Linked DNA regions of Homo sapiens: regions 1, 2, 3, 4, 6 and 7 are each linked to region 5. Evidence: chromatin loops called from intact Hi-C (ENCODE). Cell type or tissue: heart right ventricle. All regions are shown on one strand. Links, peaks and the distances in the headings refer to the core of each region. The heading gives the core; the rest is flanking DNA. Region 1 overlaps PDE11A (phosphodiesterase 11A). Region 2 overlaps PDE11A (phosphodiesterase 11A). Region 3 overlaps LOC100130691 (Putative uncharacterized protein FLJ44553). Region 4 overlaps PDE11A (phosphodiesterase 11A). Region 5 holds the start of LOC105373760 (a long non-coding RNA gene). Region 6 overlaps LOC100130691 (Putative uncharacterized protein FLJ44553). Region 7 overlaps AGPS (alkylglycerone phosphate synthase).

What was found. Peaks named below come from ENCODE experiments on the same cell type or tissue, not always from the same donor. Only the 100,000 strongest peaks of a DNase experiment are listed, where the experiment ranks them.
Region 1: a loop joins it to region 5, with 4 times the contacts of the local background. A loop is called at or near these places in 52 of 110 quality-filtered maps.
Region 2: a loop joins it to region 5, with 3 times the contacts of the local background. A loop is called at or near these places in 45 of 110 quality-filtered maps.
Region 3: a loop joins it to region 5, with 9 times the contacts of the local background. A loop is called at or near these places in 102 of 110 quality-filtered maps.
Region 4: a loop joins it to region 5, with 4 times the contacts of the local background. A loop is called at or near these places in 53 of 110 quality-filtered maps.
Region 6: it touches region 5 in a loop (12-fold over the local background); 102 of 110 quality-filtered maps call a loop at or near these places.
Region 7: a loop joins it to region 5, with 10 times the contacts of the local background. A loop is called at or near these places in 71 of 110 quality-filtered maps.

The regions. Positions count from the first base shown.
Region 1 is chr2:177,761,701-177,765,700 of GRCh38, reverse strand. All of the region lies in intron 10 of PDE11A (phosphodiesterase 11A), which reads left to right. Among named protein-coding and RNA genes, the nearest start is that of PDE11A-AS1, 90 kb to the right of the region's middle. RefSeq lists a silencer at 1,666-1,960. In heart right ventricle, for the core only: a CTCF peak has its summit at 1,833 (motif pointing right); a DNase peak (open chromatin) is centred at 1,840.
Region 2 is chr2:177,723,112-177,727,111 of GRCh38, reverse strand. All of the region lies in intron 12 of PDE11A (phosphodiesterase 11A), which reads left to right. It overlaps PDE11A-AS1 (PDE11A antisense RNA 1), which reads right to left. Exons shown (of 5, transcript NR_136171.1): 5 at 3,823-4,000. Among named protein-coding and RNA genes, the nearest start is that of PDE11A-AS1, 52 kb to the right of the region's middle. In heart right ventricle, for the core only: a CTCF peak has its summit at 2,257 (motif pointing right); a DNase peak (open chromatin) is centred at 2,271; H3K27ac peaks cover 1,530 bases.
Region 3 is chr2:177,324,801-177,329,459 of GRCh38, reverse strand. All of the region lies in intron 5 of LOC100130691 (Putative uncharacterized protein FLJ44553), which reads left to right. Among named protein-coding and RNA genes, the nearest start is that of MIR6512, 13 kb to the right of the region's middle. In heart right ventricle, for the core only: no CTCF peak of the experiment used is centred there; no DNase peak of the experiment used is centred there.
Region 4 is chr2:177,756,546-177,760,545 of GRCh38, reverse strand. The region is part of intron 10 of PDE11A (phosphodiesterase 11A); the gene reads left to right. Among named protein-coding and RNA genes, the nearest start is that of PDE11A-AS1, 85 kb to the right of the region's middle. In heart right ventricle, for the core only: a CTCF peak has its summit at 1,526; DNase peaks (open chromatin) are centred at 1,543 and 1,811.
Region 5 is chr2:177,162,411-177,167,069 of GRCh38, reverse strand. It overlaps LOC105373760 (a long non-coding RNA gene), which reads left to right and starts at 1,560. Exons shown (of 6, transcript XR_001739795.1): 1 at 1,560-2,722. RefSeq lists an enhancer at 1-269. In heart right ventricle, for the core only: CTCF peaks have their summits at 2,129 and 2,328 (motif pointing left); DNase peaks (open chromatin) are centred at 1,699 and 2,319; H3K4me3 peaks cover 1,906 bases; H3K27ac peaks cover 2,311 bases.
Region 6 is chr2:177,330,588-177,335,246 of GRCh38, reverse strand. LOC100130691 (Putative uncharacterized protein FLJ44553) reads left to right here. Exons shown (of 9, transcript NR_026966.1): 3 at 718-854; 4 at 2,996-3,105; 5 at 3,591-3,675. Among named protein-coding and RNA genes, the nearest start is that of MIR6512, 19 kb to the right of the region's middle. In heart right ventricle, for the core only: CTCF peaks have their summits at 2,521 and 2,720 (motif pointing right); a DNase peak (open chromatin) is centred at 2,764; H3K4me3 peaks cover 586 bases; H3K27ac peaks cover 1,164 bases.
Region 7 is chr2:177,413,697-177,418,355 of GRCh38, reverse strand. The region is part of intron 1 of AGPS (alkylglycerone phosphate synthase); the gene reads right to left. Among named protein-coding and RNA genes, the nearest start is that of AGPS, 23 kb to the right of the region's middle. In heart right ventricle, for the core only: a CTCF peak has its summit at 2,002 (motif pointing right); no DNase peak of the experiment used is centred there.

The sequences.
Region 1 (4,000 bases), core at 1-4,000, 600 kb before region 5:
CAGCTCAGAACGTGAGTAAACACAGAAGGCATGAGCTTTGGTATGGTTTCAGTGCATCAAATGCTCCCGATAGAATGGGTCAGTGTGCTAACAGAAGGCAGCAGCCTAATGAAGGAAGCATCACTACGGACCCGTGGCAGGGCCCCTTCCTACCTGTGTGACCAGCAGAAGCTGATGGCATCGATGGAATCAATGCAGGCTCAGTGGTCACATTTTAAGGCAGGTAAGGTACACCCTGAGGACTCCCAAAAATAAGTAGGAGAGATGGAGACTCTGTACTATTGGAGAATGTGATATATACACCATTAATTACTCTTAGTTTGTACCATTTGTACTCAGAGATTGTGGGGCCTAAAGGAAGATTGATTTCACATAAGATAAACCTGTAGTGAATCTTTTAATAATCATTAATGCTAGGCTGATGCCATCTTACCCTTCCTCATATCTGGTCTTTCTGTTTCATACTCCTTTATGTTTTGGGATTTTCTCCCCCTATTCTAGAATGCCTTGTTAGGGAGAGTGTTGTTGTTCTGTTTTGTTCTGATAACCCTATTACTTCTGTTGGGAAAAATTTCCTTGAGGAGCATGTAGTAGTGATGGGTGGGAGAATGGGATTAGAGTGTGAAAACCTTTCTAGAAGTGTCCTTGGACTGTGCAGCCAGAATAAATAGATAAAACAACATATAATTACTCATCCAAGAATGTCAGAATTTGGGTTTATTTTTCCTGATTCTGATATATCATTTATACTTCAAGAAACAGTCTTTCTTGCAGCTTCACCTATACACAAAAAGATCACAGAACTTCCTGGAACTAATGAATTAACTATTTCAAAAGTCTGATTCAGGTTGTAGTATCAATAAATTATCCTTTATGGGTTGATTGCCCTGTGCATCTAATGAGGAAACCAGGATCTAAAAAATGGTTTTTAATCCTCATTAACATTTACTGATCTTCCATGAACTTGAAATAAGAAAGTTATATACAGAAAATTTGTGCATATTTTAGTGACTGTTTTTATCTCTGCAGCTCTGTGCTAACAGGAATAATGTATAAAGACCACATTGACAATTACATCTCCTTGAAGATGGCTGGTTTAAAGGCTTTCAATAACCTAAAGATGCCAGCTGTGATAACATAAGAAAATGAGTTTAGTACCCCAATTATATGCTCCTGTAATTTTATGGACTTTCCTTAAATTGCAATGCGGTGGACAGACCAAACAATTCTCACTATATATTGCCAGTTTACCAATTAAAATCAACTCATGGATGTTGTGGTGTTATATTGCCACCTTGTATCATCCCTTCCTTCAATTGAGCACTGCATGGGTTACGGCTGCAATCAGAGATGAACTCATTTACAGCACTGTAACTGCCTCAGTAATTAAGCACCAGTAACTCAGGTTGGGGTTTGGGTTTGGACTACCTCATACATATTTCAAGTTTTCAATGTTAATGACTAGGCCACAAATTAATATCCTAGTAAATAAAATAAAATAAAATAAAGTACCAAGAATAGGTACTCCTTGTGGCATTTATATACTGAAATAAGAATGACTGCATCAAAAATAGGATCTTATGACCTCCTTTGCAGACTGAGCAATAGGATGTGATTTACTAGGCTTAAAAAAAATTAGATTTGATAAGACACTTTAATCCATGAAATAGTGTATAATAAGAAGCTTCAGCCCTCAAGACTGCCTTTACAGCTATGCCAGGAGATGTGTCTGCCTTATGCCCTGCACTAGGGCCCCTTGCACAGCAGGCGGGTGCAGGGCTGCCCCCCTTCTCTTGGCTGGCCAAGTGCATGGAGTGCCTTTTAGTAGTTGATCCACCAGGTGGCGCTCCTTTCTCCAATTGCCACAAAGGCACTACACGCGCTAGCCACCGCCCTGTGCAATCAATTTCCGAAGCCCTGGAAGAGCCCAATTCTTGCAGCAGCCCCTTGCAGAGGCGGAGTGCACTATGCAGACAGAGGGTAACACCATGGCATTTACCCAAACTCAGGCGACACAGAGAACGCCGAAGAGGAAGAGGGGTAGACCTGAGTCCCATGGACAGCAGCGGGGTGGCAGAGGCCGGGAGCTTACTACCCACCCCATCGGTAGGGGCACCTCCAGCTCCTCCCCCTCAGGGCAGATGACCCATAGAGGCTCCTCCACAGCCGGGGATAAAGCAGGACTTCTGGGTACCAGAAAGAGGGCAGGAGCTTTGTCTTGTTTATCTACAGTCTCAGTTCTCATGGCCTTCCTGAAATGCTACCTTCTGAAATCCCAACAGTGGCTTTCCAGTGCATCTCGGGTCATTTCTAAGGTTGTTTAAAAGATTACCTCGAAGCTATATAGAAGGAATTCGTTACCTAGCCTATGCTGTCTCCTCTTCTGTGCCCGCCTTTGGAATTTAGGAAGTTGTTTTGACTTTAAATAGTATTTATGTCAAGTTTAATATCCGAGTTTTTTTTTTATCGTCAGAGAAAGTTATTGAACCTTCACCAGGAAATTGACTGCAGAGGAAACAGCTGCATCAGCACCCTAAAGGGCATCTCCTGCTCACAAGCAGCAGCCGAGCCGGGCGGCTTGCACTGCTCAGGACGCATCCATAAATATGCGGAGTGCTTCGCGTTCAAATGTCCGGCTGTCTGTATGAATTGTGTCTTAATCAAATGCCACATCAGAAAAAGGATGGTTGTACTTTGTCACTCTTGAGTATTGAAGATAGTGGCGGAGGGCGGGGGAGTGGGTGCTGAGCATGAGGGGAACCAGATCTGCAAGCCCAGGCTCGTCTTCCCTCCTGCTGAGCTAAGCGGCTAGGTATTGAGGGCCCTTCAAGGACCCGCCTGACCAAAATACATCCTGTGGTGACCCTGACCTCCCCTCACATCAACTTCAGCAGCCACTATTTGTCACTTCTTTCTATTTGAAAACAAAGCGAGGACACTCTCCCCAGAAGATCACTGTGAGCATCTCCTTTCCCTGGGAGGAAGAGCGGGCCTGGAGGATTTTCTCCCACCTTCTCCCTCCCCCATGTTAGCACAGCAGAATTCACTGCATTCCCTAAGTGTCACACGGGAAGGCGCAGGAAGTCTGAACTTGAGGCAGTGAAACAAAGGAGGGCTCATTTTTGTTTCAGAGCGCTAGGAACAAAGCGGCGACAAGTCCTGAAGGTCCAGTGGAGAGCAACAGTGTGGCCCAGTGAGATCCCTGACTCCTGAACTGTGAAGGGAACTGGAGAGGTTAAAGTCATCAGAACCTTCCAGAACACTAGCGCATCTGGGACTGTATCACTTTATCTTCTTTTTAGTTTTCCTCTAATTAGATCCATTGATAACTCTAGCTGTGACGCCAGGAAATGAAGAACACGTAGTCCCTCACTTCAGTGAGAGGGGCTTGGGTTAGCCATCACAATGGGTGGCCTTCCCTCTACTGTTCGTTCAGTGTGCACAGAGCTACGACCTCCTGGCTGTTGGGCTTCTGTAGCCCTCAATCTCCAGTTGCACACTTTGGCTATCATTGTACAGTCATCATGGGGTCCTCATCACTGCCCGCCCCCACATGCAGTCCCGTCCATTCTGCCTTCCAAACATCTCCTGCTCCTGTCCATCCTCACAGCCCTCACTAGTTCAGATCCTCATTCTCCTTCAGGCAGGCCATTATTGTACACTGCTTTCCTAGCTGGGTTCCCGCCTCCTGCTGTTGACCCTATCCGAGATCCATCCTGTGCACAGCTAACAGATGAACAGATGAACTCTTCTGTTGGTGTAGGTTCCAGCTCACAAAGTTTAGTATCTTCTAGAAGCCTCTAGATTCTTTCAATTCGAATTATTTAATTGGACATTAAAAGTATTCCAAACTCTAACTTTCAGCTCACTTTTCCAGCCTGTTTCCCATGCTCCCACTGAGCTATCCTTAACCAAATAGTTCTACTTGGTGTTTTCTGCCCATTCCCTGTCCTTTTATATGTTTGCACCCATCCTTCTCCCTATCTGTATATATAAATCG
Region 2 (4,000 bases), core at 1-4,000, 560 kb before region 5:
GCCAGTCTGTTTCACGGAGATATCTAGTGCAGCTGGGCAGATATAAGCCTTGGAATTTAATCTCAAAGCAAATGTTTGTGGCAAATATTGAAACAAATCCTCTATTTACTTCTTCTGGCAAGAAATAAGGCTTTTTTTGGCATAATTTCTACTACATTGTTACACTATCATCAAGTACAATGTTTTCTGGCTTAAATATGTTGGTTTCTTTGGCTTCATAGTTATATATACACACATGTGTACGTACATATCTGTGGGTGTGTGTAAACATATTGCCATACAAAAAAAAAGAATGTGAGTCTTGGACTCTTCCAACATAAAATAAATACCTTATATTTTTGCACCCAGACTAAAATTTAAACACAAAATCAGAACGCCAAATGAAATGCATTTTCCTTTGGTCCAAATGAACAAAGACAATTCTGCTTCTTTCTCAAAAAAAAAAAAAAAACTCTGCCTCATTTTCTGCCTATTAAAATTTTACTCATCCTTTAAGGCATTCATCTAGTGCCAGTTTTTCTACAAAGTCTTCCCCTTTCTCCCAAATCATCAATAATTACTTCTTTCCCTGTACTGTATCTAGTACAACACATCTTTCTTGCTACTGTGTATTTTAAGTTACAAATCTGTCATCCTCCTATAGAGTAAGCTGCTGAGGGAAGAGATCATTTCTTGTTTTTTCAACAGCATCTACTTATTTGCTCAACCACCATTTATTGAGGGTCACACCAGCACCCTGCACTCTGTCATGTACTTGGTGGGTTTTCAAAAAATGTATGTTGAATTGACATGAGCTGAAATGTGCATCTAGCATAAGATGGGGCCAGAATGTCTTTTATACTAGGGACTTGTGCTTTGGGTCCTCAACTGCTTAATAAACAGGCAGACTGGCCTGGGAAAACTGGACTGATTCCATTCTTCTGTTGCATCCACCGTTAGAGGAGTGAGCCATCAAGTGAGAAAGGAAGGTGCTTTGAACCATGAGGCTTAATAGCTCAAGTAACAACCATTGCTTGGAAAAAAAAAATCTTCATTTTGTTTTTCCATATCCTACCTCAGTAAACAAGGTATAATGTTTTGTGTACAGATTTCATATGTCTGGCCCACAGAGGACATTCAATAAAAAACTTTTTAACCCATTATTTGGGAAAACCTATGGATTTATGCGAATTGCCAAAATAAGTAAGTAGGAACCCTGTTCAATGAAGGAAAAAGAAATGGCTGTGACATTTTTGAGTTAGAAATGTCAAGGACAGAGACAGATTTTTATAACAAACCTTAAAATAGTTGGAATAGGGGAAACTGGCAAGAGCAGCAGGGTCACAGTGGACACTTAGGAGCAAAAGGAAATATATATCCAGTTTTCTGCAGTGGGTATTTCCATTATATGGGCAATTTTGATCCTTTCCAAGAAATTGAAGAGAATAGAATTCTTAAACTATGTCACCACAATGGGGATGCTCATATCGTCAGAATATTTCCAGGGTACAGTTGTTTTTGCAAGTATGCTCAGCAATCTTGAAGAGCAGCATTGTTGGAGAAGGCTTAGGTTTTGTTTTTTTGCATTCATGCTAACACAGAAAGAGGAGACTTCATTGTCAAATTTCTCTAAGGAGGGTGGGTGGAGGAGATCACAAAACAAAAACATGACTTCAGAAAGAATACAACGTTATTTTGTTCTCCTTCACATTGTATTGAGTAGCCACATCTGGAAAAGATAGTATTTTCTGCTCATTAAATTTTGTTGAACTTAACTAAGGGTTACAGTCAGTTAAAAGTGTCAACATTTGTTTCTCTCTAACGTAAGTATCTTCTCCAAGCTTGACTCTGGTCAATCTGGTTAATCAGAATTTTTTAATTAAGAAAATAATTACAGAAGTAACAAAGACGACTCAATCAGTGTAGCTAAAAATAAATTTAACTCGCTCATCAATTCTCATCTCTGGAATGTGACTCGGCCTATGGTAAAATGATGCCCTATTTCTTACCACCAATGGGCACTCATGCTTTTGGCACTCCTGAAGATTCTAAAAGCCTTTCAATGTTTTGATCTTATCAGTGATTAAAATTCCATTCCAGTGATCTCATATTTCCTGTCTGTGGGTTGTGTTAGAACCAAAATTCTCTATTAATCTGGGGGGAAAAAAGAAAGAAAAGAAAAGAAACTCACCATGTACCAACCATTGGATTCAACCTGGGTCATGTCATAAGGCTAAGAAAGCACAGCGTGTGTGTGCTGAGGCTTCCTCTAGATGGCGCTCCAAGGCAAAGTTTCTCAGCTGGTTTCCAGAAAAGGGGGAAAAAACCTTACCCACCTTCCTTGAAAGTGCTTCTTTTCTTCTAGCACAGGGAATACTGAGGTACACACCCCACCACAAAATAAATGTTTTTCCTAAAAGAGATAGCAACAAAACCAGTCTGTCGGAAAAGAGCATCTCCCATCAGGATGGGCCTGTTTTATGACTGCCACCTTGCATACCGTGCTGTTAAAGTGAATAATAGTGTTCTCCGTGTGACCTTAAATCTGTGATTGTGTATTTTTCCAAGCCTATTGTCTCTGGGAATGGGGAAATGCATAGTTGTGTGTCACTGCTGAACAAATTTTGGCACCACGTACAACAGGACAAGCAAATTATAAATATATGCCCCAGCTTCCTAACCTTTAACCCTAAAATCACTTCACGGGTGGAAAATAAACTTATTGACTCAGCATTGTGTTTTGCAAAAGTATTCAGGTTCATGTGTAGGTAACAAAGCGGTTTTGTTCCTTTAGAAATTAAAAAAAAAAAGAACTACTGTGTAGGACAGGCAAATTGATATAAAATGATGAACATTTTATTCACTGGGAACCCTGTTAATGACTTATTAATTTGTTCCATGCCTCTGGTCTGAAATTTCACATTTATAAATTTGAAAGCTTCAATGTTATTCTTTGTTTTTAAAAAGATATTTAGATAGTTAAAATTTCCCAAATACTTTGAATTCCTCTGACAAATACAGTAGGTAGTGACAGTTATTATTTGTGGTTAAAATGAGGAAGAAAACCTGCAGATGAATGATCATCATATAAATTTTCTTTACTAATAGAAGTTTATAGAACAAATATTCCATCATGCACATACATAATAAATAAATTATAACTATAAATACATGATAAAAGATGAGGGACATATTTCTTATATTCACGATGTAGACTAGATATCGGAAATGACTCTGCTTTTGTTTGTATTCTGTAAAATAAAAGGCATGTAGTGGTGCCAAGGTTGCAGAGACATTTTTTTCGGTTTTATAAATGATGTATGAGCTCTGACAGATTTTCCAAGGGGAAAAAAAAAGATTTCTTTAAGAGTCAGTATTCTTTACTATCCCATAAATGTACTCATTAGCACTTTGAGCCATGCCCTGCATCCTGTAGGGTATCAATAAAGATTAATTGAATGAGTGAATTTAGTTTAGGGTAATATTATTCAAGGAACCATGTTGCTCAGTGTCCAGTTAAAAAAAGCTATAAAATGGTGAACAACTATTATTGCTTGAAATCTTGTTCTTTCTTCATATCACACTAAGGTTCAGCTAGGGTTCATATAGAATATTATGATCTTGCAGAATTCACTGGATATGAAAAGAGAAGAGCACATGATCACATTAAAATTTATGGTGGTGCAGGCAGCGTGGCGCTGGTGGGGAATTGCAGTTAAACACTAATAATAACCAAGTATCACAGCAAACACATTGACACCCCCTGACATTTACTGGGGGCTTCTTAAATCTTAATGTGGAGGTAGCGTGTTTAAATCCATATTTGTGTTGTCAACAAGGTTATTTTCAGAGATAAGCCAAACCATTTTATTGATAATTCAAACTAGAAAGCAGAAGGGATGTTTAGGGAGAAAATCCATCCTATTTACCAGCTTGAGGCTGATGTTCTGTCCTCTGACTGCAGTTTCCAGAAAAGTCCTTGATTTTTGAGGTAGAAAATTCATTCTGGAAGATCTTAGAA
Region 3 (4,659 bases), core at 348-4,347, 160 kb before region 5:
CTCAGAGTTCAGCAGGCTGTTCAGAAAGCACAGCAGCTTCTGCTTCTGAAGAGGCCTCAGGAAACTTACAATTATGGTGGAAGGAGAAGAAGAAACACACACATCTTACATAGCCAGAGCAGAAGGAAGAGAGAGAGTGGGGAGATGCCACACACTTTTAAACAACCAGATCTTGAAAGCACTCACTCACTGTCACAAGAGCAGCACCAGGGAGGAAATCCGCCCCCATGATCCAATCACCTCCCACCAGGCCCCACCTCCAACACTGAGGATTACAATTCGATGAGAGATTTGGGTGGGGACACAGATCCAAACCACATCACATGCTTTGTGATGAATGGGTAATGTAAGCGGTGTTTCCCTGAGTTCTGTGAGCTGCTCTAACAAACTAATTGAACCCGAGGAGCAGAATCCTCATAGGAACCCCCAATTTATGACCAGTCGTCAGAAGTATAGGTAACAACCTACTACTTGGAATTGGCATCTGAAGTGGAAGCAATCTTGGGAGACTGAGCCTTCTGCCTGTGGGATCTAATGCTATCTCCACGTAGATAGTGATTATAGGAAAATTGTGTTAAATTATAGGATAATTATGTCCACTGAAGAATTGGTTGTAGGTAGAGGAAAACCTCCAGACATTTTGGTGACTGGAAGTGTTGTATTGGTTGAGTATGTGAGATTACGAAAAACTTTTTTTCTTATATCTCTTACATTCCCTTTCCTCTAAAACTTTTCCTCTATGACGTTGGGAATCTCATTCCATCGTCAGCAAACTCCCTGATACACCCAGCCTCTTCAATGACCATTGTTTATTATTATTATACTTTAAGTTCTAGGGTACATGTGCACAACGTGCAGGTTTGTTACATACGTATACATGTGCCATGTTGGTGTGCTGCACCCAATAATTCGTCATTTACATTAGGTATTTCTCCTAATGCTATCCCTCCCCCTCTTTAGCTATCTAGGTATTTCTGTGAAACATACCTGACTTCTCAGTTTCTTGATTCCATCTCCAATTACCTTCTCCATTGTGCTTCAATCACTCAATCCCATGGCCACCCCTAGGCCATGTCTTCAACAAACCACAGCACCTCTGAACCCTTGACTTTTAAGTCCTCCAATTCTTTTCATTTGGTTATTTTCACTACGTTTATCTTCCAAACTTATTAAGATCTGCAGTCTTTCTGCTTTCTCCTTTCTCTTTATCTATAATAAGCTTGCTGTCCCCTATTCCTTATCTACTGAGGAAGGACTCCATGACTCATAACATTGGCCTCTGACCGGTGTTCTCAACTCCATTACTTCATTATTCTTCTGGTTTATCTGCCTGACAAATTTTAGAGTGTATACCCTGAATCCAGCTGTCTGTCTTGGCCATTCCTTTACCTAGGCTGTTGGGCACTGTAGGAAAAAAATCACCCTGTCACACAGATTGGGGCTACCTTAAATTTATGCTCAGCAACCTCAAGTGGGACCTCACTGCTGCCTGCAGTCCTACTCTATTCCCCGGCCTGCTTGTTTTCTCAGCCTCCAGAGGGGCTATTTCAAGGATTTGCCTCTTCCTGCACCTCCCTATGTTGGCCTCTCTACCTTCTCATTCTCAATTGGTGATTTTTTTTCCCCCACATATCAGAGTTGGGTGGGTGTGGATGTTATGAGATGTGAGCAGTCTCAGTTTTCCATAACAACCTATACACTTTTTTTTTTTTTTTTTGAGACAGGGTCTCACTCTGTCGCCCAGGCTGGAGTGCAGTGGCATGATCATGGCTAACTGCAGCCTCAACCTCCTGGGTTCAGGTGATCCTCCCACCTCAGCCTCCTGAGTAGCTGGGACTACAGGCGCATGCCACCACACCTGGCTAATTTTTTGTAGAGATGGGATTTCCCATGTTGTCCAGGCTGGTCTCAAACTCCTGAGCTCAAGCAATCCACCTGCCTTGGCCTCCCAAAGTGCTGGCATTACAGGCATGAGCCACCACACCCACCCACAACCTATAAACTTACTTGCATCTTTATACATTTTTTTGACCTTGCCTCTTATTATAACAGAAAAACTCCCCCTACCTCCATCCAAGGCCAATCTCTTGGCCTGATGCTCTGGGTCCCATCTCTCTCTGACTTCCCATTGACCTCACTCTCTCAGTTATTCCTTCATACTCCTACCTTTATATTCAACCCCTTCCTCTCCACTGGCTCCTCCCTTCTCAGACTAAAAAAGCCACATCCTCTTCCATCTACCGTCCTCTCTTCTCTTGCCAGTTAAACTTTTTGGAAAAGTTGTCCACTCACTGTTTTAACTTCCTCACCTCCCACTCACTCTCCAAAATTCCTCTCTCCAAAATAACCCATGATCTCCATGTAGCTAAATTCAAGGGGCACTTTTCAGTTCTCTCCTTATTTGACCTGATGGCAGCATTTAACATATCCTCCTTTTTGATACTTTCTCTTTCCTGAGTATCTATGGCACTATCTACCTGCTCCCAGATAGCTCTCTCCATCTCCAACCCTTCTCTTGAGCTTCAGACCCTATAGGTTCCACAGGCATCTTAAACTCAAACTGAACTCATTTTCTCTTCAAATCTGTGTATCTCCTCCTGAGTTCCCCCTGGAGGTAGCAAGCACTGCCATGGACTCATTGCTGCAGCTAGTCACTTGTGTATCATTCCTCACTGTTCTCATCATCATACCTCATGTCCAATTGCATCACCAAGAACTCTTGATCCTGCCACCTGAATACCTCTCCTACCTTTTTTCTTGTCTTCTTTCCCCTCTACTCTCATCAGGTCTCACCTAAACCCCTGTTTCCAATCTTCATCTCAAACCATTCACCATGCAGTAGCCATGTGAGTGTAATGAGCAAGGAGTCTCACAGATGCAAGAGTCCACAAACCCTCAGGTGTGCAGTCATGGGATGTTTTTTCCTGGAGTAAATTTGATTTTGGAATCTGAACCTCCAGCCTTCCTCCTGGTGGACAACTTCATCTAGATTATCTTAAATGAATTCAGTGATTTGTCAACTGAGATTCCATAAATACTTCAGTTCAGAATTCAGTTTCAAACCTTCCTTCCCCTGTTCTTGCCTCTTACTCTTGGGCCTCTTGGGGCTGGCTACCCAAGGGAAGTGGGGAAGAAGATGGAGGTCCATGTGTGAGTAGCGGGTGGGGCTGGGGGAGCTGTCCATCTAGTCATTTCTGGGGTCACTCTAAAGCTAGCCTGAGCCGCTAATACCATTGTTGCCTATGCTCTCAGCACAGGCAGGCCCCAGTGTGCTGTCTAAAGTACCAGATCCTGCTAGCTTTGAAGGGTGGGGATGGGCTGTCTGGGTGCACATGCAGGTCCCATGTAGCTTCATCTCAGAAAGGGGCAGCCATGTCCCCCATAATGCCACGAAGTAATCCAGGAACATTCCTTCCTTTTGCCCTGCACATCTGCTTTCTGATCAGATCATTTCTTCTCCCCTCACAGCATAGAGGTGAAAAACCAATTCACATTTACACATTTGTATGAGTTGGTTTCATTTTAATTGTTTCATTTCTGAGTTAAAGTGCAGAGCCCTTTGTATTTAAATTGTGCAATGTAGAGTCTAGATTTCTCTCAGCAGCAGACAATCTCTACAATCATTAATTTGCTTTCCACTCTCCTGGCGAAAGAGTGAGGTGGGGTGTGTGCATGTTTGTCTATGTATGTGTATGTTGGTGGCAGGCAAGGAGCAGATGGGCAGCCCAGAGCCCAAGTAGAGAAATGAGTGGAGAGAATACATTCCATTAATACTTCACATATTATCCTGTCATGTGTTCTTTCTAAATCACAAATCTGAACAGGTCTTTCACTGTGTAAGCATCACTTACAGATGCTTAAAGCCATCTGTAGCTTCCCCATTGCCTTTAGGATAAAGTCTAAACATGTAAACTTGATTTACAAGTTAAGATCTGTTTACAGATGACCTTTCCCACCTCATTTGCCACAGTTTCCTCTCTTCTGTCCGTTCCATGGGTTCACTGTACTCTGTTGCCTCTGGACTGTCTCACATTCCTAGAAAATTCTCTTCAACTTTTCCCTACACCTCACTAATTCCTGCACATTCCTCTGATCTCCAGTTAAACACCACCTCTTCCCTAAGTCCTCCTTGACCTCCCTCCTACCTCTGACTTTGATTTGTCCCTGCTATGCACACCCATAACCTTCTCATATCATAGCACTTATCATATTCTAACTATTTTGTTTGTTTTCCCACTTGACTATTAATGCTTTTAAGACAAGAATATCTGTCTCGATCAGTGTTCACTCTCCAGCACTAGCACGTATCTGACACCTGATAGGTACTCAATAAATATCGTTAAATAATAAATGAATGAATGACTGAAGAATAAATTGAATGTGCAAGCCAGGTGCTGGCTTCATGTGCCCTGTCTTATAGCAGGACTTAGTACTTTATTGTGTTTCCCCAAAAGCAAATAAACTCCACAGAGTAGAGGTGAGTAATGTGGATTTGACCAACAATTTTATGAGGAGACATAAAAGGAGGTTTAAATGGAGACATTTCTATTCTCCCCTCAGTGTTCCTCTTTGGTTTCCAGATATTGGGTCTTCCTCTCTTTTGACCCTCCCTTCCTCCCATTCTCTCACCCCCAACTCAGCCTCTACTTCCCTTTTCTA
Region 4 (4,000 bases), core at 1-4,000, 590 kb before region 5:
AAAACAACATAAATGTTGACAAAACATTTAGGGGTTTTTATGATTTTCGCATACTCAAATTTTTTAATTCAAGCTCTGTTCAAGATAGCTCAGCTTGATTTAATTACATATAAGTAATTTCCAAAGCCCCCATGACTATATTATATTTGAAAGGTAATATAATATAATAATACTCATGAGGAAGATGTGTGATTACGTGGGTAAAACAAGAGTCTCAATCTCATCAGTATAAAAACTATACACTAATGCTACCTATAAATGTTTAAATAAGAAAAATGTCTTAAGTACTAAGAAATTGCAGTGTATAAAAACAGGTACATGTCCATTATCTCACTTGAGGCTCACAAAGTCTTGGTGAGGGCAGGGTTAGCATATCTCCATTTTATGTAGAAGGCAACTAAGGATCAAAGAACCAGCAAGAAAAATGGAACCCCTCTGCTTTGGTTTTTCTTCTGCAATGTTTTGTCTGTTCCTGAAGACAATGCTGTTCTTCAAGTGGCGGAGTAGGAAAATGGAAGCAATGTCATGGAGTTTCATTTTTAAGTCATTTCTTTTGATTCAGCTATTATTCTTGAAATCTTGGTGGCATTTTGACATTTTGGGGGTCAAATAAGCATGAATGGTAATGACGTCTGAGAAAGACAGAATTGTTGGCTGAACTCAACATATTGACTTTTAGTAAGACTGTTTATGGTACTCTTTGGGCAATTAATACGTAATGTTGTTTTATTAGAAACTTCTTTTTGTATTGTGGTTGTACTATCCATGTGACTTTTTGCCCTGGGGTTTTAGATTACTTGGGAACCTAAGGAAATTGGAAACAGAAACATTATGGAGACATTGCATCATTCTTAGCAAGAGAGTATATGGTTCATTATTCTGACATCTCGCCTGTCTTCCTTACAGTCTGATTGGCTATCTAGCTGTATCAAAATCTCTTGACATCTGGAAAGCTCAAAGGAAAAAGAGTAGTCCCACTCTATTATCCTGTGCTCTCCAGGCCTGCCAAGTACCTTGTACGAAAGATAACAAGGATATGAGATTGCAAACATCAGTTTCATGATAAAGCACTTGTCAGGTGATAAAGTCTTATGTTTAAGGCATGAGCACTTATGAACTAGAGACTATTTGGGGGAATATGAAGTGAAGAATGTGAGACTGGGCTTGCATTTTTTATAATATTTCCTATAGTGATACTTGATATTGGGAACATCATGGATGGTAATCTGCACATCTGAAATATGATGATTTTAACATAAAACTCTCAAGGTAAATTTTAAAGATTTTTCAGAAATTTTAGCTATTCTGAATTAGCTCCTGATACTGTTTCCATTTGTGTGTGCGTGTGTGTGTGTGTGTGTGTGTGTGTGTGCACGTGCTCCAACTTAACGGGATAGTCATATGATTTGGAGTTTCAACTCTGGCTTTACAAAAGGATCTCATGGCAATTCATTGTCTCCAAAGAGAGAAGCAAATGGAAAATCCCTGAGAAAACAGGGTCTGAGATGAAGCACTTTGGCCACTGGGTGCCATCCTTGCTCCACGTAAGGATTTGCTGAGCCACATTTCTAGGAAAATGGCTAAAACCCCAGAGACAGTAATTTAAAAGTAATATCGAGATATAATAATGTTTGTGTGTACGCATGACCTGGAATATGTTAGTGACATGGACAGCTTATTCATTTGCCCAGGCACGAGGTGGAGGGACTGGGGGACTCTCCCCTTTGGTTTAGCCTTAAGAACAAAGCCTGTGTAAGGCCCTTGTGCTTGCTGTATCCCAGTGAGGCAGCCGGCGGGTGGCCAAGGAGGCACCGTGGAGGTCTGGGGATTGTTGATGAGGTGGTGCAGTAGGCATCTGGAGGTCAGCAGGTCAGATGCTACATTAATTCTTTTTATTGTGGTGTGTAATTGCAGCATGCATGCAGCCAGGAGATTTGAGCCTCGCTGTCTGTGTGCCTGCACTCTATTCCTTCAATGCATTCATTTCCTTGCCAGAGCTGATAGAGCCATCAGGCACTCCTTCTCTTCCTTTTCCCCAGAATACTGCATGTTGGTGAAATGGTAGCTCTGTTGAGGTGCTTTTCGCTTCCCTAGAAGCAATTCATAACGTTCACAAAGACACCACCTTAGCCAGATATCAGAACATCTATAGTCAATACACAACATCTGTGCAGGATTTTTCTGTCTTTGGATTTGATAGCCACAGAGAATGTTCTTTGAATATTCTTTTTTTTTTTTTTTTTTTTTTTGAGACGGAGTCTTGCACTCTCACCCAGGCTGGAGTGCAATGGCGCCATCTCGGCTCACTGCAAGCTCCGCATCCCGGGTTCATGCTATTCTCCTGCCTCAGCCTCCCGAGTAGCTGGGACTACAGGCGCCTGCCACCATGCCTGGCTAATTTTTTTTTTTTTTTAGTAGAGATGGGGTTTCACCGTGTTAGCCAGGATGGTCTCGATCTCCTGACCTTGTGATCCACCCACTTCGGCCTCCGAAAGTGCTGGGATTACAGGATTACAGGAGTGAGCCACCGTGCCTTGCCTCCACAGAGAATATTCTAAGACTGTCATGTAATTCAGGATGATGTTTCCATCCAGGGCCTAAAGCATTTCATTGAGACTAAAAGGAATTAGGCTGTGAACAAGTCAGAATTTTAATAAAAACTGCAAGTCTGTTACAGTCCCACTGTAACAGAAAACTCTAGAATCGTTTCTATAAGACCACATGGTAGAAGGGATCTAAGTTCAAAACAGATTTCACCTCATCCCCCCAGGCTGGGGGCCCCAGCATCTGGCCTCATACTGGCTCTGAAAGCCTTCCCAGAGCAGCATCCACAGGTACTTCTTTACACTCACTATAATCAAATCCACACCCACGAAAGGTGAGAGTCTGAGAAGGGCTGGTAAGAACTTACAGCGAGGCTCTGTTCAACCTATCCAGGGATAAGAGGCTTAAATACTGTTCTGTTGTTAAGCATCTACAAGTGGACGGACTTTAAAATACATTTCCTGGGCTTTCTGTAGGATAACATGATACCAATCATTATACATTTTCAAATATTGCTGTTCACTAAGACAAATGCTATGATAACCACAGCATTTTTGCTGATTCTAAGTGCTTTCATAGCTCTTATTTCATTGAATGTTAACAGCAAGCCTCTGAAGGAGGCATCAGCGGCTCTATCCCATTTAAGGATCAGGCAGCTAAGAGAGATGTTACACTGCCAGTTTGGAGACCTTGGTTCATGCTGCTGAGGCCCTTTTCTTGGGCCCCAGTATATGCTCAGTCTACTCCATGTGACAGTCATCTGGAAAATAAACATTTACTGAACATTTTACCAGCTGCCAGGCCAGTTTTTGGTGCCTTACCTGTATTAATTTATTTAGTCTTCACAAAAACCCTACTATTATTTTTCTTATTTTACAGATGATAAAACTGAGGTACAAAGAGAAACGCCCAGGTAACTACATTGCACACATTAAGAAATTGAGATATGGGTGGGCATGCTGAATTTGTAAGATCCTTTTTGAAATGTCATGGAATGCGTTTTGTTTGAGATTCTTCTCGTCTTGGCTTGACCCTCCTTATCGTCTGATTGTGAGCCCTTGAATAATCTTGGTTTACTTTCTCGATAGATGGGTTCAGGTTTCAACAGACCTTGCTAAGAATGTTTTGGTTTGTTTATGTGTTCGTTTGTTTGTTTTAAGGTTACATAGTTTGAAAAGTAATCCAGCCCCATTGCTTGAGCAGGTATGATTCCTTAGCCTTCAACATTCTAGAATATCAACTTCAAGGGACATGTTTGTGGGCGCTAACAGCACTTATTTTCTCCAAAGGGCAAATTTCAAACAATTCCTGTGCTGAGTGATCCCATTCCTCTTGCTACTAGGTTCATTTTCCTAACACATACTATAATTCACCTCTGGCCTTCCTGGAGATGGAGACGAGTTCTGTGAAAACCAAGCTTTGTGATTTCTGTGGGAACAGGTGGCCGTCCTCAACA
Region 5 (4,659 bases), core at 363-4,362:
TTAGAAGCAGGCACAGTTCATTAAAAAACAAAAAACACCAAAACCTTTTACAGGTTATTCTCACAGATAAAAATTCTATAGGCTACCAACAGAGGAAGTCTTTATTGTTCCTGGGCGCTAGACCATACACAGAAGGACCATACTTGCTCTTTGCAGTCTCATTCAGAAGCAGGAAAAAGGGGCTGTATTGGATTTGAATATGAAGGACAAAAGAAGCTCTGGAAACACCAAGTAATAGTCTATGTTACAGGTTTAACACACCCATTTAATCTCATTGGAAAAAATAATGAAACTGGTGAAAAGCATTTATGGAACTGGAGGAGAGCATATTTTGCTGGTTTTACTTTTATGTTTGAAGTTTTGGGTATAGCTATGCCCATAAATACTGAAATGCCTAGCATAAAGAACGCAGCCTGGGGCATACCCCATAAAACGTACAGTGCAATTAAATGAGCAATTTCCACTGGAAATAAAACGGGCATGTTGAGTGGAATATGAATTAAACTGCATATGACTCAGGCCTGCACTAGGCTTTAGAGAGAGATCTGCTGGTTTCAGTAGCACCTGATGCCGTCCATCTAAAGGTCAAGGCCAGTAAGTAACAAAAGAAAACTGTAGTTAGCATGAAGATTAGGGCATACCAAATTGTGGTTAATGTAGTTTCCCTGTCATGATGTCTCCTGAAAGGGACCAGCAAAATTACGACTGATAACAAAGGATTAAACCTGACCTTTCTTTACAATGCAGACACATTGAGCTTCTGCGTCATTTGCTATGCAGCATTTTTGACTTCCTCAAACTTCATTTTCACTTTCTGAATGTTCTCTCCCAGACCAAAGTCACCCAGGTGCCATAATAAAAGAATTTCTAAGGGAGATTTCAACTAGAAAACCAAAAGGCCATCAAAACAAACATTGATTTGCATTCCAGATCACTTTCTGCTCTTGTTCATTTCTGGGATCTTATTTGGAGATTAAAGGGTAATGATTCACTGATATCCTGTGGGAAAACCAGTTCAGGAGCAGCCTTTGACAAACCACATGTAGAAATCTGGCTGATACAGGGAGAAAACAAGTTTCAATCTTATTTTTAGTGTAGGGTAAAGGAAGTCCACCCAAGATAAAGCTTAGCATTCTTTCTTTGAGGAATTAGGGTAAGGGTGAAGAAAAGAAAGCTTGATATTTTTCTGCCTATGAAAGCCAGAAGAAGGCTCAGAGAAGCCCGTTCCTTCTTTTCCTCTTTTTCCAAGTGCCAGACCTCCGCAGCTCCCAGAGGAAATGAGGGCATGGGGTGGGTAATAGGGCATGTGATTTGAATGAGTATTCCCAGCCATTTAATATATTCACAAGTCAAACTATAAAGTATTTCTTTAAAAAAATTATAGTATTTCACTGAAGTTTGAATGTACTTTCTCTTGCCAAAATAATCAGAGTCTTTCATTTTTCTAATGATAAAAATGTGCTACATGTGTAGGAAAATTTCCCAAATGAAAAATAACATTTTCTATGGCAGCACATACAGTGCTTGAATTTTTCACCTTAGATTTTATTCTAGCCAGACCTAAACTCTGTCTTACTTGCATAATGATAATTCATGTCGTCAAACCAAACGCACTGTTTGCTGCTCGTTTGTCCAGGAGCCATCTTTTCCTAAAGTGAGCAATATTACGTGCATTTTGTCTGGCTGGCCGAGGGCTCCTCCCTACAGCTTCTGCAGCCATGGAAGAGTCTGGAAGGACAGTGTTCGCTTGTACAAGAAGAGGGAAGGATAGGATGAGAAAAGCAAAATCTTGGAGAGTCTGTGGTCGGAAGAAGAAAGCTGAAGCTGGTTAGGAGGAAGGAGTGTGTGAGTGAATTAGGAGCTGAAGCAGTAAAGTAGCTTTCCCTGTGACCCTGATGTGTCGGGCATTTCTGTCTTAGACTAAAAGCATAATAAAAAAGGCACTTTGTTTAGGTTAACAGAGCATTATATAACTGGAAAGTTTTACAGTTTTATATATATAGTGAATAGTTTGTAGAGGATAAAAAGACTTCCCTTTGGTTTATTATTTGGGTAAAATAAAAACCCACGAATCATTTAAGGATGCATTTCTTTTTCTTTTTTCTGCCTTTTTTTTTTTAAGACAAAAGCTTGAAGGCATAAAATGGAGTTATTTTCATCGGGATATCACCCTCGATGCTGCTGCTTTACTACATGTTCATAGTCAAAATTATTTCATGTTTCCCTTGAATAACTACGATCAGTTTGAAAACAGCTTTGTTAATTAGTAAGAGATGACGCAATATATCACTGCATCTTTAGGGCTCTGGCGCCAGCTAGTGGTAGGAGAGGGGAGCCGCCCTGTCGCTCTCAAATCTGGGAAGGCGTCGGTCTTCTCGCGTCCCCTTATCCCTCATCCTCCTCATTTTTTTTTTCCATCAGCATAATGGGGGAATCATTGCAGTGTGGCCAGAGAGGAGCAGACGAGATTATAGATGAAAGTAGAGAAAAACGGTGGGCAGGGGCAGGGAGAGGAAAGGCCAGACAAATGCAATCATTTCTCCAAAGGATTTGAGAAGAGATCATTTATTTGAAATATTCCTGCCATGTTGATGGAGCAGCTCAATCTTTTGCCAGTGAATCTTTAGCGTTTTGTTTTTCATTTGTAGATATGGTTGAACATATACTTAGGACACGTAATAACTATGGAACTTCATCACAAACACAGCACTGAGGACATGTTGTAAGTGTAAATTTGTGTTCATTTTTAAGTAGCAAATATTTCTACTGTGAAGAGGCTCTGTTACCTCCTCACACGTATGACTCTGAGATGAATAACTCTCAAATGGTTAATAAAGGAGAAACCTCTTAAGATGGTATTTGTAGATGGTACACTATGAAAAAAATACAAAATTTCCAGGCAAAAGAGACTTTATTTGGGAGGTATGAAGTAGATGTAGGTTTGGAGCCCTATCTATTCTCAAATAGAAATAGGCTGTGATGATTTGCAGGAAAACAGAAAACATACAGTATTTATTTTAAGAACAAAGAATCTTTGGCAGGCCATCTTTCTCATTTAATTAAGCCATAACTGATCTTACTAGGGTTATGGAGGGACTTCAAATGCTAATAAATAAAACCTGAAGCTGAGACATTTCTTTCACTAAACAGCTGGAGCTGTTTATAACTCTATTACTTATTGCTAAAATCAATTATTATTACTAATATTCCCGGTGGAATTTATTATGAAAACAAGCTGAAGGTTATAAAGAAGAACTTTTCTTTTTAAATGTCATTCATATATCTATATTTATGTCAGTTATAGAGAATAAGGATAATCTGAACCAAGACTCTTGTAATAATATTTTTGGAAGGTAGATCTAATTTAAGAGGAGGTTTCAGGAAGGAAGAAATTGTCATAGTCTTACCTCAGTCTAATTTATATTACTATGCTGTTGGAGAAATAACATTTAAAACCTTGTCTATGTGAGACATTAGATAGTAAAATAGCTGGTCATGGTGTTGGTGTGTGAGATTTACATAGACTACTATTTTGAGCATATTTTAAACTTTTGCTAAAGCCTGCATATTTGATATAAGAAATTCACCTAACCTTGTTATCAACCAAGTCAAAATGTTGACATTTCCCCCTTGTTTTTAATCATGTTATAACTTTTCATATGTAATAAGGCCCTGGTTAAAAATCTTAAAAATCTTCAGTTGACCTTGTCTCCTCTATGTCTCTTTTATCTGTCTTTTGATATAGAAGCCGAGCTCATACAATTAAGAGTTTCAAATCAGTACCTGAAAAGGGGTATTGTTACTGTTTTTTTTGTTTTAGAAAAAGCAAATTAACTTTAGTAAGGCTCAATCAATGACAGTGGATTAATTGAAACACGTGAATGCTAGAGTTGAATTGCCATAAAATTTTGAGAATTACAGCAAAATAAAATAATTTATACTCTTAAAACAGCTTTGTAGTATGTAAGTACCTACTTTAAGTGCTGAGTTTGTAATTAGGTCTATCTTTAAAACTGTTTAATGGTTGCCTTAAAATATTTTGATGCCTACTATAATCCTTATATAATTTTCCATATGCTACCAAGTAAATGCTTTGAAATGTCATTCCATCTTAATTTGAAATTTACTCATTAAGATTTTAAGATTTATCTTTTGAATTTAATTTCTTATTACTTTTTGATATTATAGAATTAGAAAGTAACTCTATATGGCAATGAACACATTTGAAGGAAGGAAGGGAAACATACCTGAACATATTTATAATTTTTCTCTTTAGCAATTGCTCTGATGACTTTGAAATAGTGATATCAGCAAATAAGTAGTTCATTTGATTCAAATCCTCCTTTCATTCGAAATAGTGCATAGGATTTTTGCAAAAGAAATAACCATAGGATATCATACGATGTCCCTGAATGTGAAAACATAAAGACAAACTTACAAATAAGGAAACTCACACATTCATTCTGATATTCACATTTGAAAAGACAAGGCATACTAAAATGTGTATATGCGAATAATTAAATATTTGGCCTCCAGATTACATGCTTGTGAAATAGCACAATCTTCCCTCGCAGAGCGATGCTGGAACCCTCGACAGACCCTCTCCTCAGGAGACATTGGCACAGTATGAGGGGGACACATCTGCCGGCAAAGTACTAC
Region 6 (4,659 bases), core at 299-4,298, 170 kb before region 5:
AGGTAAAGAATGTTTTCCAGGGGACTAAAACAGGAAAAATACTGTCAACAGAATTGAATAAATTGGAAGATGGAGGCCACTGCGCTAGTACTACAGTGCCCCCTAGTGGAAAAAAGGAAGCATGGGCATGTTTATACCAAGAATGACCCCAGTCTCTCTTCCACAGGCAATTAGAATCTGGAGGTGTGTTAGTGGTCAACTAGGTCAACTCCTCTGGCTTCCAAAAAGGGAAACTGAGAAACAAAATGAAGAAATGACTGGCCCAAATTCACATTGTCAACCCAAGGCTTAAATCCAAGATTCCTAACTCTCATTTTTCTTCCTTTTTGCTACCCTTTCTTTTTTCTTCCTTCCTAGTTCAAAATATATTGTGCTCTTATTATAAAGCACAATATATTCTAGGAATGTGTTCTAGGAATACAGATATAAAGAAGATTTAGTCGTTGCCTTCAAATCTAGTTTTACTTCAAGCCTAATTTTTTTAGCCATTTTCAGGGAATGAATTTGTTGGGGAATGACCAAACAACTATGCAGGGGAAGGTTCTCAATCATCCACAAATTGACTCACAATATGATTAATTAATTATTGAGTTTTAACTGGAAAGTACAATCACAAATGTGAAAATTGCCCTTGATCAGATTCAGACCATTTCATGAGGAGGTAAGGCATACTTTCAAATGGCCTGCATTAACCTTAATCTTATTTCTCCTTTGCAGATTCAAAACTGTGGACTATCTTGCAAAAAATACAAGAAGATATTGAAAGTTTTCATGAGTGCCTACCACCTAATCTCAAACACTATCATTCATATGTGCCTCATTGAGCAAATCTTTAATGAGGATCTATATGCCAGGTATGTGCTAAGCTCTGTGCTTAGTGTGGCAAAGAGAACAGATATGGCCTTGAGGTTTCTGCTCTCACAAAGCTTATAGTCTCCTATTTGTGTATGTGTAATTCTCTAAAGCTCAGGAAAGCTGTTTTCCTCATTTTTCTTTGGCATCATATTTTTAGGCTATAGAAATCAGAAAGTACGCAAACATTTTCTAAAATTACTCTGCCCCACAAAAAGGGAAACAAAAATAACAATTTGGGGCCAGACAGAACTGGATTTGAATTCCAAGCCTGCCCTTTACAAGCTATTAAACAAGCTTATTCTCTGAGCCCCTGTTGTTTTCATGAAGTGGAAATAATATGTATCCCTTGTAAGGGATCATATCCTTATTAATACCTAAATAGAGACATTACTTTTTGAGTCAAAACTATGAATTATATGGTCCATCTCCTAAAATGCAGAAAAATTATCTAAAGAGAAGCATTATTAATATTGTTCACTTAGTTTCATCAAGAATGTCACTTTCCAGAATTAATACAGACAGATATTCTTTGCCATTGACTTTTTCTTTTTTTTTTTAAATAAGGTGAAATGCTCTAACAATGGATGCCACTATAACAGAGTTTCTGTAAGGCTATTAGTTTCTTTTTCCATGGATAGTTTCCATGGCCTTGCTCCACATAAACTAAACCCTATTATTTCAGTTATGATGACTAAATCTAGTATGACCATTATTTATCTGTATAAGGGATCTTGTAGTAATCTGTGTATAAGCTTATCACTCCATCTATTTAATGATTTGACTAAGTCAAGGATCATATTTTATTTCTCTCTGTTCTCCCCTCCCAGTGGTACCTTACACAGAATTAGAGCACACTAAATGTGTTCTGAGTAAAAAGACTATCTTACTATGTGCTGTTTGACATGTAAGCTGAGAGAGAAAATTTGGCATATGTTGTAGGTAAACTTACTTTGTTTTACCTGGGAGTAGCAAGTATCAAACAGATCCTACTCCTGTTACAATCCTGCTAGAGAAAAAAAGTAGTTAAATTCCCCAGTCTCTACTCAAACCAAAACAAAACTTCAAAAATATTGAGACACAGAGAGAAGGAATAGGATGGGGTCAGGGAGGACTGGTGTTTCTGCGTAGTGTGCATGCAGCAGGCTAATGTCCTTTCCCTGTTGTAATAGCTCCGAATGTAAGCGCCACACAACACCAGGTCTATGAAAAGCCCAGGGTTTCAAGGTCAAACAAGTTTGGGAAAGCTTGCCCAGCATTTTCCTCTCTTGCAAGCTGGCAGTGGACACTGGTAAATTAAAGCCTATAAAAACTGCTTAACATTGTTTTACCTTGCAATCCCCAAATTCATTTGACCAACGTTTCACCTATAAACATCCCGCAGATCTGGTAGATTCTGTGGAAGGCACAGACTTCAGGAAACTGCTCCACTGTGTTGAAAGGACTTCTTTCTCTTGTTAATTCACACACAAAAAGCTGCCATTTTATTTCCAAATCCTACAGAACTGGGAATGTGAGCATTTCCAGCAATGTTTCAACTGTAGAAAAGTGAGACCACTTTCTGACAATTTAGAGGTCCCAGAAAGTTTATACAATTGAATTTTAGGTATGTAAGGAGTCAGTTCGAATCCAGGAAATGGCTTCCCAGCAATGCCTGGAATGTCCTCACAAAAACTGAGAAACAGATATCCAAGTCCTGTTTTGGATCTTGGAGGGACAGAGAGAGAGAAGAGAAAAACATAAATTTATAGTCCCAAATCTCATGATGTTTCTTCCAGTTTTCTACAAATAAATACACAGTATCCACTTTCCCTGAACTCCATCTTGGGACTTTATTTTTGCGTGTTTCCAATTCTCCTCTCTAGATGGCAGCACAGATGAAAAAATGCCAGAAAAACAGCAGGCCAGACTCAGCGGCAGCAAACTGCCATCAACAGCCCTCCCCCAACTCACTCTTCCTTTTTTTTTTTTTTTTTTTAAGAAACAGAATCTAAGATACGATGGCCGACACTTTTTCCCAAATAGATTTAATCAGTTACATGGGAATACAAAAAATGACTGACGACACACCGATATTAGTGATCAGGGGAACTGACTCTAACAGTGTCTCTTACATGTTACTTGTGTTTTCTGTATCTTAAAGATAATGTAGGCATTGTTCCTAAGTCATGCAGAGGGGTTGTGTAAGCATGGTCATTTGCATCATTATCCTGCACGTCTGATACAGCCAAACTCCACGCCACCTGGTTTGCTGTAAGTATTGGATTCATTTAAGATCCATAACAATGCTATTTACTGACCCTCTTGTCAACTGATGCTGTGACACTGCTGTAAAATGATCCCTATGTCACCAGATGCTGCCCTGAAACTTAGGAAGTTAGCATGAAGGTAATACTTCATTAGAAGTTTGCAATTTATGGGTGAATTAATAATGCAAGAGAAAAGGAATAGAACAGACATAGAGAGAAGACCTTTGAGGTTTACATCAAACCCCATCAAAAGAGATTTAAAAAAAAAAAAACCTTACCCTGCAGGGGTTCATTGAATCTCATCATTAATAAAATAGGGTCTATCAGCAAGATGTTTTTAACAAAATCTGCTGACAGGGAAAACATAAGAAAACTGGCCCCTACAATGTATGACATTTCAAGGGCTCAAGAGTGTTCTAAAGAAAACCAAATTGTTCATGTGTAATGAACTGGACAGAAGCTAAAAGGTGACCTGTGTCTTTTAAACAGCAACAGCAAAAGACACGGCCGGGTGCGGTGGCTCACCCCTTTAATCCCAGCACTTTGGAAGGCCGAGGCGGGCGGATCATTTGAGGTGAGGAGTTCAAGACCAGCCTAGCCAACATGGTGAAACCCAGTCTCTACTAAAAATACAAAACATTAGTGAGACGTGGTGGTGTGCTCCTGTCATCCTAGCTACTCGGGAGGCTGAGGCATAAGAATCACTTGAACCCCAGAGGCAGAGGTTGCAGTGAGCCAAGAAGGCACCACTGAACTGCAGGGGAGAAAAAAAAAAAGAAAGAAGAAAAGATCACCATGGCAATAAAAACAAATATAGTGCATAAATAAACCAACCTGAGGCCAAAACAAAAAACTAAGTGAATCTTTCATATTTAAGAAAAAAAATCAATTTTTGTTGTGTCAGAGAACTTTTAAATTCTGTCTCTATCCTTTTTGTTTTTTCTTTTTTGAGATGGAATCTCACTCTGTCACCCAGGCTGGAGTGCAATGGAGTGATCTTGGCTCACTGCAACCTCCACCTCCTGGGTTCAAGCAATTATCCTGCCTCAGCCTCCTGAGTAGCTGGGATTACAGGCATGCACCACCACACCCGGCTAATTTTTGTATTTTTAGTAGAGACAGGGTTTCACCATGTTGGTCAGGCTGGTCTCGAACTCCTGACCTCGTTATCTTCCTGCCTCAGCCTCCCAAAGTGCTGGGATTACAGGCGTGAGCCACTGTACCTGGCCCCATTTTTTTTTTTAAGTGAAAGCAGTCTTTCCACAAGATTACTCTAAACACCACATCTTTCCTTAAATGAGTACCTTTGATAATTAGTGTGGGTTGAAATTAGTTAATATTATAATGGGTCAGGCTATCTGTCTTTGCCAACGCAACTCCTAGTGCTCTAAGGATACTGAATACTTTTTCCTGGGCTCTAAGTTTAGAGACAAAATCAAGCCCTAAAATGAACATGCAGAGAGGTACTGAGACAGTATGGCATATGAGGGAGTGAAGGAGCTGGGACAGGCCTGCATTCATCTCAAAGACCACACCAGTCCAGTGCTACACACCAGCA
Region 7 (4,659 bases), core at 249-4,248, 250 kb before region 5:
AAAAGCTAAACTTGGTCACATGGGTTCATTCTTAGCACTTCATGAGGAAATGAATCAAGATAGCAGGAAAGATCTGCTGTTATACACTATAAAATGAAGGGATTTACATCCTGAAGAGTCTTTGGCCTTAAATTTTCAAGTTGGGTAATATTCTAAAGAACTTCCAAATTTTCAACTGTAGGTACCTTTTTCTCTCTTTTCATCCCAGTCATAAAATTGGGCTTATGAAATGGACTTTACCATATTTATATCAACTTTTGGAGTCTTCTCAGAAGTTGAATGTAGGCATTTGGAATGCATTTATACCCAAAACAGGATTATGCATAAATCATATACAATTAAAATCTAGATTACCCCCAAACCAATCTTCTGATATCTTCAAGTACCCCAGGTGTTAAATAAAAAACAGGTAAATTTCCCAGGCTTCTAGTTTTAAACTTTTATGTACACATATTCTAACCCCATCCCCACCAAATTACTAGTATATACTCTGATAGTTAAATATAACTATATGATTAAATTTTTTAATAACTTCTTATACATAGAAGTATTTTGAACGGTATTACAGCATAACATTTTAAAATTAGAGTAAAACTTTATATAGTCACAGAATTTGAAAACTAAAAAGATCCTCAGAACCCATCCAGTTCAATTGCTCATTTTTCAGATAAAGAAACTGCCCAGAGAAGCATCCCTGGTCACGCAGCTAAGTTAGTTGTGAGTATCCAAAGGCTGACTTCCAGTCTCATAATTCTTCCTCTTCAGAGAGGCAATAATATCTGAAACCCATCTAAGTCAGGCTGTCAGATAACCAGAATATTTGAAAGAACTCATTTTTTGATTTACATCAATACTGTTTCAAGAAACTATTACATGTTACTATAGATTGAGTATCCTTTATCCAAAATGCTTGGGACCAGAAGTGTTTCAGATTTCAGATATTTTTCAGATTCTGGAATATTTACATATACACAATGAGATTTCTTGGGGATGGGACCCAAGTCTAAACATAAAATTTATTTATGTTTCATATACATCTTATCACATAGCCTGAAGGTAATTTTATACAATATTTTTAATGGTTTTGTGCATGAAACAGAGTTTGCATACACTGAACTATCAGGAAGCAAAGGAATCACTATCTCATGACAGTGTTCAAAAAGTTTCCAATGTTGGAACATTGTGGATTTTAGATTTTCAAATTAAGGATGCTCACCCTGTGTTGTAGTAATTCTTCTGCACTTCAGCTGAAGGAAAACATTTAAAAATCAAGGGATATGTTTGTGTCAGAAGCCAAATTCCCTATACTTCCGATAGTGTAATGAATTCTGCCATTCAGAATAACCCCAAAGTACTGCAAGCACTAAAATGAAGAATGATTAAAGAATCATCAACTTTCCATAAGATTCAAATAAAAGAATCCAATTCTCAACTAACCCCAGAGGTCAATTAACCAGTATGATCTCAGACATTCCAATTCTTAGAGCTAACTATACCAAATTTAACATCTTTCAAAAAACAAGACCGGGCCAGGCACAGTGGCTCACACCTGTAATCCTAGCACTTTGGGAGGCCAAGGTGGGCAGATCACAAGGTCAGGAGATCAAGACCATCCTGGCTAATATAGTGAAACCCCATCTCTACTACAAATTAAAAAAAAAAATTAGCTGGGTGTAGTGGCGCATGCCTGTAGTCCCAGGTGCTCAGGAGGCTGAGGCAGGAGAATCGCTTGAACCTGGGAGGCGGAGGTGGCAGTGAGCCGAGATCACACCACTGCACTCCAGGCTGGGTGACAGAACAAGACTCCGTCTCAAAAAAACAAAACAAAACAAAAAAAAACCCTCCTCCTGCCGAAAGAATAGTTGGCTTGATTTTACTGCATAAAAAAATAAATGTTTTACACATTTACACATCTAACCACAGTACCAAACTGAAAAAGCAAGTATTAGCTGGTGTAACAAAAGAAAATGGAGGCATAAAATAGCATCCTATATGCACAAGGTGGCAGTATTCTCCCATGATATGTACATGATGTACATATTCAGCATTTTGCATTTTTCAGGGCTGTTATTATACAATCTTTAGGTGAAATATTTAGATTTAGCCTTACTATTATAAAAACCATAAAGAGTTTCTTTATTCTTAAAATGGGAAATTTTCACTTTGAAGTCTCTGTTTACAGACTGGTTGTCACACTACTATTCCTCTACTAGTAATAAACTGCAAACATCCTGATATATATGCATGGTTTCTACATTGCTATTTCTAATCATAATAGTCATAATATTTTTCACTAGAAAATAAGGAAAAGGAAAAAATGATTTTGGCTACTTTCATTCTGGGTTAACAACTGTAAAAGTTCAGCTATCTAATAACTTTTATAAAAGTTTTTCTGATAAAATTCCAATAATCAAAATTCTAATAAAAGATGCTTCACTCTTCAGATCAATATTTCCTCTTGCCCTGATATAAAACTCACAAAGCTACCTTCATCTGATAATATTGTGATTTCCTAGAGAGAAAAAAAAAAGGACAACTGAAATGGCCAAAAGGATCTACAGTTTTACTTTTCATCATGAATTAGTTTATTGGCTTGTTAATTAACTTTGGTAACTGGTGAGGGCAGTCAGACTATCTAAATGTAATCAACTTGAGGACTCTGATAAGATCATGTTTCTAGATGGGTCAACAAGGTATAATCTGTGTCCTCTAGACAGTGAGCCTTCTTGAACATTATCATGCAACACTTTAAACTTCAACAAGAATTTCAATCTTCCCTCAATATCCCCATTGTAAGTTTCTCAGCTCTAGTTGCCAGAATAAAAATGTGACCCTGTGATATAATAAGTTATTAATCAATGTGATAATTCTTAGCAGTGTGATAATGCAAAGTGGCTTAAATATGAGATTTGAGAACACAGAAAGTTGTTAACAAGAACATGAAGAAAAGGAATCCACATGCATACTGGTAAGCCACTCCACAGAGCAATCATGTAGTAAGCTTTCATAGGTAATGCCAATTCTATGACCCAACTATACAACTCCTGGGTATATATTGCATAGGAAATTCATATACAATTCCATAAGGGAACACATTTGATATATTCCCTGGAGCATTGTTTGTAAGAGTAGCTGGAGGCATCACTAGAGAAGCAGGTAAGTAATGTGGAAAATGCATTCCATGAAATATTAATGCAGCAATCAAAAGCAGTAAGTTGAATAGATATGCATATAGAAACACGATGAAATGTTTAAAACAGTGGTAAACACAAAGGAGAAACAATAAAATCCATAGTAAAACAGCATTTAAGGGAATTAAAAATATACACACTAAATAACACTGCATATTTCACAAAACACAAAATATTATATATAATATATCCAGATATATTATTTATAATGCATTCATCATATATGTATATTATATACATTATACACACACACACACACACACACACGAACCTTCATAGGCACCCATGGGATAGGCAGATGAAATTAGTAATCAGAGATGGAGGAAAATTAGAGGCCTCACACAAATACCATACATTAAAAATGTATGTTACCACAACTCTCTGAACCTGAGGCAAATACGCTGCTCAGCCTTTGAATCTCAGTGCAGTTTCTCTCTGTTCTGAGAAAATAATTCTTTCTTCCATATATACACAGAACTTTCATGATGGTTTATTATAAAATCTATTGGGCTTCTTAGCAATAGCTACAAATTTTTTTGAATGATAGAATTCCATTATGAATTAAACAGCTTCAACTATATGGTAAACCAAATATACATTTAACTACCTACAGTCAACTTTTTATAGTCCACAAGAAACTAGCACTCTAAAAAACTTTTTAAGGCCAAGCACAATGACCTGTAATCCCACCACTTTGGGAGGCCAAGGTGGGAGGATAACTTGAGCCTTGAAGTTCAAAATAAGCCTGAGCAATACAGCGGGACCCCTAATTCTCAAAAATAAAATAAAATAAAAGCCAGGTGTGGTGGTGCAAGCCTGTAATCCCAGCTACTACAAGGCCAAGGCAGAAGGATCCCTTGAGCTCAAGAGTTCAAGGTTGCAGTGAGCCATGATTGCCACTGCACTCCAGCCTGGGTGACAGAGTGAGGTCCTGTCTCAAAAAAAAGAAAAGAAAGAAACCTTTTAAAACTTGAATTCAAGGCTCAAAAACTGCGTCCCAAAGGTCCAATTCCTACTACATTTATCATGAATAAATGAGTGAAAGAAAAAGTAATATACAGGTATAAAGGGGAAAAATTCTAAACAGAGGCACAGGAAAGGGGCGGGGGGCAAGAAGGGCAAATAAGGCAAGACCAGCTTTACCTCACATTGACAGAATACTCTGGGCAGTCACTAATCACTTCAGGTTCTTGGGGTGCCATTCTTTACTCCCACACTTCTCTCACACACTACACCATAATCTACCAATTAGAAACTTGTTACTGTTTGAATGACGCATTTGAAAATGGAAATACACACTATTAGTCATTCATACATTTAGTAGTGTATGTTACAAATATTTTGTGGTAAGGGCAGGTGTGTACCCACATATCCACTCACACAAGCTTGGTACCTGCCATTCTGGAAGCCTGGAAAGAAACAACCATCCTACCCTTTACCCTCAGGTGTTGATCTACGTAATGAGGAA